2 separate regions of the Homo sapiens genome follow, and region 1 is linked to region 2. A link is a contact called in ENCODE Hi-C data. All regions are on one chromosome and are shown on one strand. The core of a region is the stretch at or near the end of the contact, and the rest is flanking DNA. Distances in the headings are between cores, read along the strand shown.

Region 1 (3,851 bases), core at 737-3,236, 300 kb after region 2:
CCCCTCAGCCTGGGAGGCCCAGACTGCCCACAAGGTGCTGGCAGGGGCGCTCCCCTCCCCCATCCCAAAGGCTCTCTCTAAGCCGCTCCACTGGAAAGATTCTTTAATCAGGACACATGAAGCACATTCCATTCCGTGCTGCTTCTCTTTCCAGCTAAGGATTCAAAGCAGGAAGGGACCCCCAGGACGAGAAAGAGTGAGACTGGGGAATGAGTTCAGTCCTAGCACAGTCACCTTCCTATCCCACACCCCTGAGGCTTGCCTAGGCCCCCATCACCTTTCTCATGGATGTCACTGATCCCCTGGGATGGTCCTCACCCCCTATACTAAGTAACCAAGTAACGTCCTTCAAGGCACAGCCCCGGGGGCGAGTCCCCTGCTAACAAAGCCATTGAATGCTCCCTGTGCCTGTTGATAAGTCCCAAGCTCTGGCCTCTGTGTGCCTGGGCAGGGGGATCATGCCAGGCTGTGACTTCCTGCCTTTGCTCCTGCCCCTGCTGGGATGGAAGCTGCTCCCTCAGCCCTCCTGGGCAGAGCCCTTGGAGCCTGCAGGGCCTGTCTCAAACACCACCTCCTCCAGGGCTCCCACCAAGTCCCCTGGAGGATGCACTGTGTCTCCCTGATGGCGCTGCCCTTCGTGCTGCAAGCCATGTGCTTCGATGTCACCATTGCGCCCCACAATGGCCAGGCCCCGCACCTGCCACATAGACCAGTCACTGAATATCTGCAGGGCTGAGCCAGTACTCTTTCTCTTTGCCCAGGTTAAGAGAACGGGCACCACCCACACCCCGACAACCATAGAAAACCCCTATCACAAGCCCAACACCCCACCAAAGTCCCCAGCACACCTGCACCTGCCCAGCAGCACACAGTTGCTGACGTGATTAGAGTCAGCACCACCTGATTTATGACTAAGCAAATGGCCACACTGTGGGGAGGATGGAAGCAGGGGTGGGGCTGCCATTCCTTGCACAGCCAAAGGTCATGGGGGACTCACTCTGACTCCTCACAAACACAGCAAGAAAGGCTGCTTTCACCCAGCCTTGTGGGCATGGGGCGCACAGACACGCACCCTCCTCCAGGCCACAGCTCTGCATTTTGGGTCCCTGAGCCATCCCAGTAGGGTGTCAAATCCCTCTCCTGTTCTTACTCCGCTCAAACTGCTTCCCAGGCCAGCAGGGAGGTGAACCACGCTGACCCAGGTAGTTCTGTTTAGGTCTTGTGCCCCAACAGTGGGCAAGATGATGCCCTCTGTGACCAAAAGTATTTACCCCAAGTTCCCCCAGGCCCTCCCTTCTGTGTCCCATTAGCAACTTTGCCCATCAGGCTCAGCTGCTGGCCAGGCCTGGCCTCCTTGGCATGAGCTGGGGCAGAGCTGCACACGGTACACACTTCACTGCAATAAACACAGCTTTCATCCCCTATTCAGGTCAACCAATAATGCTCAGCTAGAGACACTGACCAAATTCACAGAGGGATTATGCCTACAAATCCACGGATAAGTCAGCGGTTTAGAAAAAGAACATCTCCCCAGAGAACCAGTGCTCCATGGGCAAGGTAAGGATCCTGAGTGAGCCAAAAAAAGCTCTGCCGTGCACTCTGGACTTGAAGCACAGAGCCCTGAACACTGTACCCAAAGAATGAAAGAGGGTGCTAGTCAGGTTGAGCCCTTCTTGGAAGGCCCAGACCACATCTCCTTCCCCTAGTCGGTCAGTGATATCCCTGCCCTGCCCCCTGGGGGGTTTGAGGAGACCCTCCTCCCTTCAGCCCAGCTTGGTGGTTGTGGGCAGACTAGCAAGGGCTGGGATCTGGGAACCATCAGAGCTTGCCAGCCCCAAAGCCTTTAGTCCACATAGCTTCTTTCCATCAGCAGACCTGCAGCCTACCCTCCCAGGGTGTGGCCTATCCTGGCAACCAGAACACCTGCACATGGCTCACCGCCCTCCAAGGCTCCCCTATCCCCGTGCCGCGTTAGGGCAACCCTGAGGTCCCGAAGGATTCTGACTCATCAGAATGCAGTCCCTGACTTCAGCTCACACCCACCTCCCACCGCAGGGAGGGCCAGGCCTTACTCAGCCTGTCTCTGACAGAGCAAGAGACAGCTGGCCGTGAACTTAGGACAGTCCTGCCAGAGCAGGCTCCACTTCCTGAGCAGTGCCCTGGGGTAAAGCAAGAGGCTGCACTGCGAAGAGGGGAGAGGAGCAGGAAAGGAGAGGAAAAGACAAGCTTGCAGGAGGAGGTAGGAAGGTAGATAAGGATGTTTCTCTTCCTTCCTGTGCCAGCTCCACGTCCATTTAAGCTGGTGGCTGGAAATGCAGAAGTGAACAAGCCAAAGCCCTGGCATCAAGGAGGAAGCACCGTGGGAAAAAGACATAGAAACAAAAAGGACAAACTGGAATAAAGGCCACACTGGAAGGATGAAAACAAGGTGGGAATTCAGAGAACAATGAAGGGCTCCACAGAGTCGGGAGGGCAGGACAAGCTGGGCCTGGAGGATGAGCTGTTGTGTGCCAGGCGGGTTGAGGGAAGACACACAAGAAGGTAGACAGCGGGCCCTTGGGAGTGAGGCCAGGGAAGGCAGGAGACAGGGCTCAGAGGCATGGCTGGAGATGGAAGTGGGGCAGAGAGCAAGGGCAAGCCTAAATGCTGGGTGCAGCCTGGTGTGTAAAAAGGGAGGAGAGCTGCAGTGTGGCTCACCCTGAGGAGGGTGTGGAAGTAGAAAGATGGCACTGGGTGTGGGGCACAAAGTGAGTCCAAGAGCAGTGCCCTGGAGGCAGGGAAGCCAACGGGGAGCCTGGTGGGACACTCTGGTCTGAACGTAAGGAATAGGGGCACAGAGGGGTGCTGGGGAGCGAGCATGACTTGCCAAGGGGGCAGGGGAAGGAGAGTGAGGCTGAGTTTCCAGCTTGGACAACTGGGTAGGGGAAGGTGGCGGTGGTGCCATTCACCAAGAGAGGAAATGACTGGGAGGAACACTGAGGGGTGGGGACCAACGGCCACTAGGACATTCCCGTGCCTCCATTCTGTCCTTGCCAACAGCCCTAGGCAAACGGCGCAGCTCAATGCCTTCTGCGCTCAATGCCTTCTGGGGGCTTTGGCATCCCCCATTAGTACCCCAATCTCACCTGCATCCAAACGTTGTCTGTAGCAAAGTAGTGATTCCCACACAGAAGAAAATGGTCCCAATGAGCTGGCTGGTGGCCCACTGGTCGTACCCCACACACATGGCATCGGCCAACAGGAAGGGCACTGCGATCGTGCCGCTGAAGCATGTCAGGTAGTGCTGTGGGCAGGAAAAGGGTCAGAGGAGAAACAGTAAACCCTTCCTCATTTATTCTTGATTTCATCCTAATTCTTCTCTCTTATTGTCGTTAAAAAATAGCCCACATAAAGAATCTCCTTGGTTTTTCGACCAAGCCATACTTTTTTCCTTCTTTTTCAGTATTTCTCCTTTGTTGTTAAGACAGTTTCACTCCCATTGCCCTCGACGGAGTGCAATGGTGCGATCTTGGCTCACTGTGACCTCCACCTCCCAGGCTCAAGCAATTCTCCTGCTTCAACCTCCCAAATAGCTGGGATTACAGGGGCGCACCACCACGCCCAGCTTATTTTTGTATTTTTTGTAGCGATGGGTTTTCACCGTGTTGGCAAAGCTGGTGTCAAACACCTGGGCTCAAGCGATCCGCCTGCCTCTCCCTCTCCAAAGTGCTGGGATTACAGGCGTGAGCCACCACGCCCAGCTGCATTTCTCCTTTTCATTACATTTTATTGTCTTACTATTCACTGTCATTATTACTTATTACTTGGATGAATCCATGCCTCACAAAGGAAACAGTCAATATCAGCACTGG
Region 2 (3,403 bases), core at 650-3,149:
AACTTAGCTCCCACCAGCAACTATGTCATTCTTATCTACAGTTTTAGTTCTGACTTCTTTTAAAACATAAATTGTTCTTTTGTTCACATAAATTATTATAATTATGGCTAAGTCTTTTATTATATCATAATTGTTATATCATAATAAAAGGCATAGCAATAATGATAATAATTTATATTGTTATTATTTTGAGTGAATACTTACCATATTTATCAATTATATATGAGATATACATTGTTTCACTATTTAACTTCCCTGTGATCGTGAGGTTAAATTCTGTCTTTAATTATAATTGATTTTTTTTCTTAGAAGTTAATAAAGTAGCAGTATATCTTACATAACAGTGTATCTTATAATTGGTAACATCTTAGATGGGATGAAATAAAGTGTTTAGCATCACCAATGTATTTTCTTACCAATCTCTTTGCTCATTGTTGCTTCTTGCATCCCACTCCTTCCAAAGTTCATTTTTCTTCTTGCTGAAATATATTCTCTAATTCTCACAGTGAGGATCCATGAGTTCCTTATTTTCTGACTCCTTGAATGTCTGAGAATGTCTTTATTTTACACTCACGATTGAATGATGCTTTGGCTGGGAATAGAATTCTATGATCACAATTTTTCCCTTACCATTTTACAGATAGTTCTTCATTTCCTCTGACATCTGTGGCTTCTGATTAGAAGCCTGCTGTCACCTGCCTGTGATTTATTTGTCCATTATCTGTCTTTCCTCTCTGTCTTATTAATGTTTTTTCTCTTTATGTTTTGCAGCTGCACTGCAGGTCTAGGGGTGCAATTGTCAAGGTTTCCAGCTTGGAGTTCAGTGAGCCATGTCTCGATTTCTGGAAAACTCTCTTTGGACATTACTTCTCCACTGAACTCTTGTCTCTTTTCCTTCATACTTGGCTTCTCCATTATCATTACTAAATCCTGGGATTTTCCCCCACTCCTGTCTTTTAATTTCCCAGCCATGCTTTCAACTGAAAGCAATCTATACTCTACTGAGGGTTTTTTTATGACCGCATTTTCATACCCCAGATTTTTTTTTTTTTTTGAGGCGGAGCCTCTCTGTCTCTCAGGCTGGAGTGCAGTGGCGCAATCTCAGCTCACTGCAGCCTCTGCCTCCTGGGTTCAAGCAATTCTCCTACCTCAGCCTCCCGAGTAGCTGGGATTATAGGTGTGTGCCAGCACGCCTGGCTAATTTTTATATCTTTAGTAGAGACAGGGTTTTGCCATGTTGGCCAGGCTGGTCTCAAATTCCTGACCTCAGGTGATCCACCTGCCTGGGCCTCCTAAAGTTCTAGGATTACAGGTGTGAGTCACCGCACCTGGCCCATACCCCAGATTTCTAACCAAGAGGTTTTTTTCTCCCATATCTGCCTCTTCTATTTCAAAACTGCCTTTCTTATCCCACAACTTCATATTATTTCATGGATACTATGCTGTCCTTTATTTATGTGAGAGTTTTTAACTTCTAAAAATTATTATTTCACTTAATTTCATGTTTATTTTTATCTATTTTAATGTTTTATTCTTTCTTCATGTATTTATCTAAACCTGAAAGTCTTAATGTCATTTTCAGATGGCTTTATTATGTCTATTTCCTCAATCATAAATTCCTCTATTTTTGTGGATCTGTCATTCTTGGTGCTAGATTTTCTCATGTCTTTAGAATCATGTGTTTAGAAATTCATGTTTGACAGCCCCTTTTCCACTGGAGGGCTTTCCCACAGGTACACCTCTCTTCAGGGCCGTTTTAAGGCTTCTTTTTTTAAAGGATCTACAGGGTGCCTAGCTCCCAAGCAGGTCTTATGGTAGTGGCTTAGCTTAGGCTCCACATTCCAATGGGTGGAGCGGTTTTAGGACCTGGCACAGGACTGAGCACTTGTCTCATCCGCGGCCTCTGCCCAGCTCCTGGCAAGCAGCCTAGAATCTGGCTACAGCCCATGGTGTGTGGGCAGCATTCTCAGCCCCTTCCATGATCAGGCAGCTGGTCCTGGCCCCGTGCCAGTGCAGGGTGGCCAGCTCAGCCCCTGCCGGGCAGCTTTGCTATCCCAGCCCCTCTTAAGCCCACTTGTCTTCTTAGCTCTCCACAAGTGTGAGCTCCTGCTTTCAGCTGTGACCTTCTCCCATTTCTTATCCAGAGGCGTGGGTTTCTTGTTTTTAATCACAGTGACATTATATTTCTCATTTTTATCTAACTACCTAGTAGCCTGTGTGTTGGGAGCAGTCAATCTCTCCTGTGGACCTGGCACTCTGGTTGAAGTTCAGTGTTCTAAGGCATCCTGAGATCCGCAGAGGCACTGCCAGCTGACGGTAGGGACAGTGACATGTGATATGATGGTGGGGACAGTGGGGTGCTCTGGACACACCTCCAGCTGCTACCAGGGAGCTCTACTTGCAGGGGTTTGTATACAAGTTTATATACAAAATCTCTATTACTAATAAGCCAAATATTTGGAACCCATACTCTAGCCCAAGCATCTCATTTTCCAGATGGAGATGAGGCTGTTAGTTCCAAAGCCAGGCGGGAAACTAGGTCTGCTCATGTCCTGTCTGACACTCTCAGAACTGCACCAGGCATAGGTCTGCTAGGCGCCCTGTAATGCCCATCTCATCCCACATGATGGGGTCACCTCCCTCACTTCATCCCCAAGACGAAGCAGTTGGGAACTCAGCCCAAGAGGAAACTTACTTCCAAACCCATCTGGAACACTGATTCATGTAACCAAAACCACCTAGCTGCCCGCCTGGAGAAGGTTCTGGGTTGTGGCACTGCAGGATCCAGTAAGGCCCGGGCCTCTATTTACACACATTTCAAAGAGAGTGGACCCCTCTCAAAGCTGCAGCAGCAGCGCCTCAGGGACCAGTGTCCAGGAATTCCCCCAGCTCACCTGGCAGTGCTGCCTAAAGGTTTAGGTCTGGCCGGATGCAGTGGATCATGCTCCCCCTTTGGCCTCCCAAAGTGCTGGGATTACAGGCATGAGACCAGGAGCTCAAGAACAACTTGGGCAATATAGCAAGACCCCCGTCTCCAAAACAACAACAACAAAATTGTTTTTAATGAGCCAGTTGTATTTGTGTGTGCCTGTTATCCCAGCTTACTCGGGAGGCTAGGGCTAGAGGATTGCTGAGCTCAGTTCAAGGCTGCAGTGAGCTATGATCTATCCACTGCACTCCAGCCTGGGTGACAGAGCGAGACCCTATCCCTAAGGAAAAAAAAAAATGTAGCTGAAACATTGACCCATTCGTAAGGTAGGTGACTCAGAGTGTACTTCCAGCTGATTCTCTGGCACAGCTAGGAGCATCCAGTCAATTACTCAAAGGATTCTTGATGATGGCCAAAATATGTGTGGTTTTGATGATGTCTGGAGAGGATGAGGATGGTGCCAACATGTTTTCA

Evidence for each region. Hi-C counts contacts between places; a loop is a spot of excess contacts on that map. Pooled maps may share reads with other maps.
Region 1: a loop to region 2 is called in a map with no recorded cell type, with 2.3 times the contacts of the local background. The contact joins two enhancer-like sites. A Hi-C loop is called at or near these places in 4 of 37 single-sample maps with no recorded cell type and 5 of 50 pooled maps.

The regions. Positions count from the first base shown.
Region 1 is chr20:4,896,430-4,900,280 of GRCh38, forward strand. SLC23A2 (solute carrier family 23 member 2) reads right to left here. Exons shown (of 17, transcript NM_005116.6): 6 at 3,126-3,283. Among named protein-coding and RNA genes, the nearest start is that of RASSF2, 75 kb to the left of the region's middle. RefSeq lists an enhancer at 340-861. Within about 2 kb of position 1,987, at least 5 of the 41 ENCODE cell types and tissues checked have a DNase peak (open chromatin) inside an H3K27ac peak, as active enhancers do.
Region 2 is chr20:4,599,837-4,603,239 of GRCh38, forward strand. No RefSeq gene overlaps it. Among named protein-coding and RNA genes, the nearest start is that of PRNP, 85 kb to the right of the region's middle. Within about 2 kb of position 1,900, at least 12 of the 41 ENCODE cell types and tissues checked have a DNase peak (open chromatin) inside an H3K27ac peak, as active enhancers do.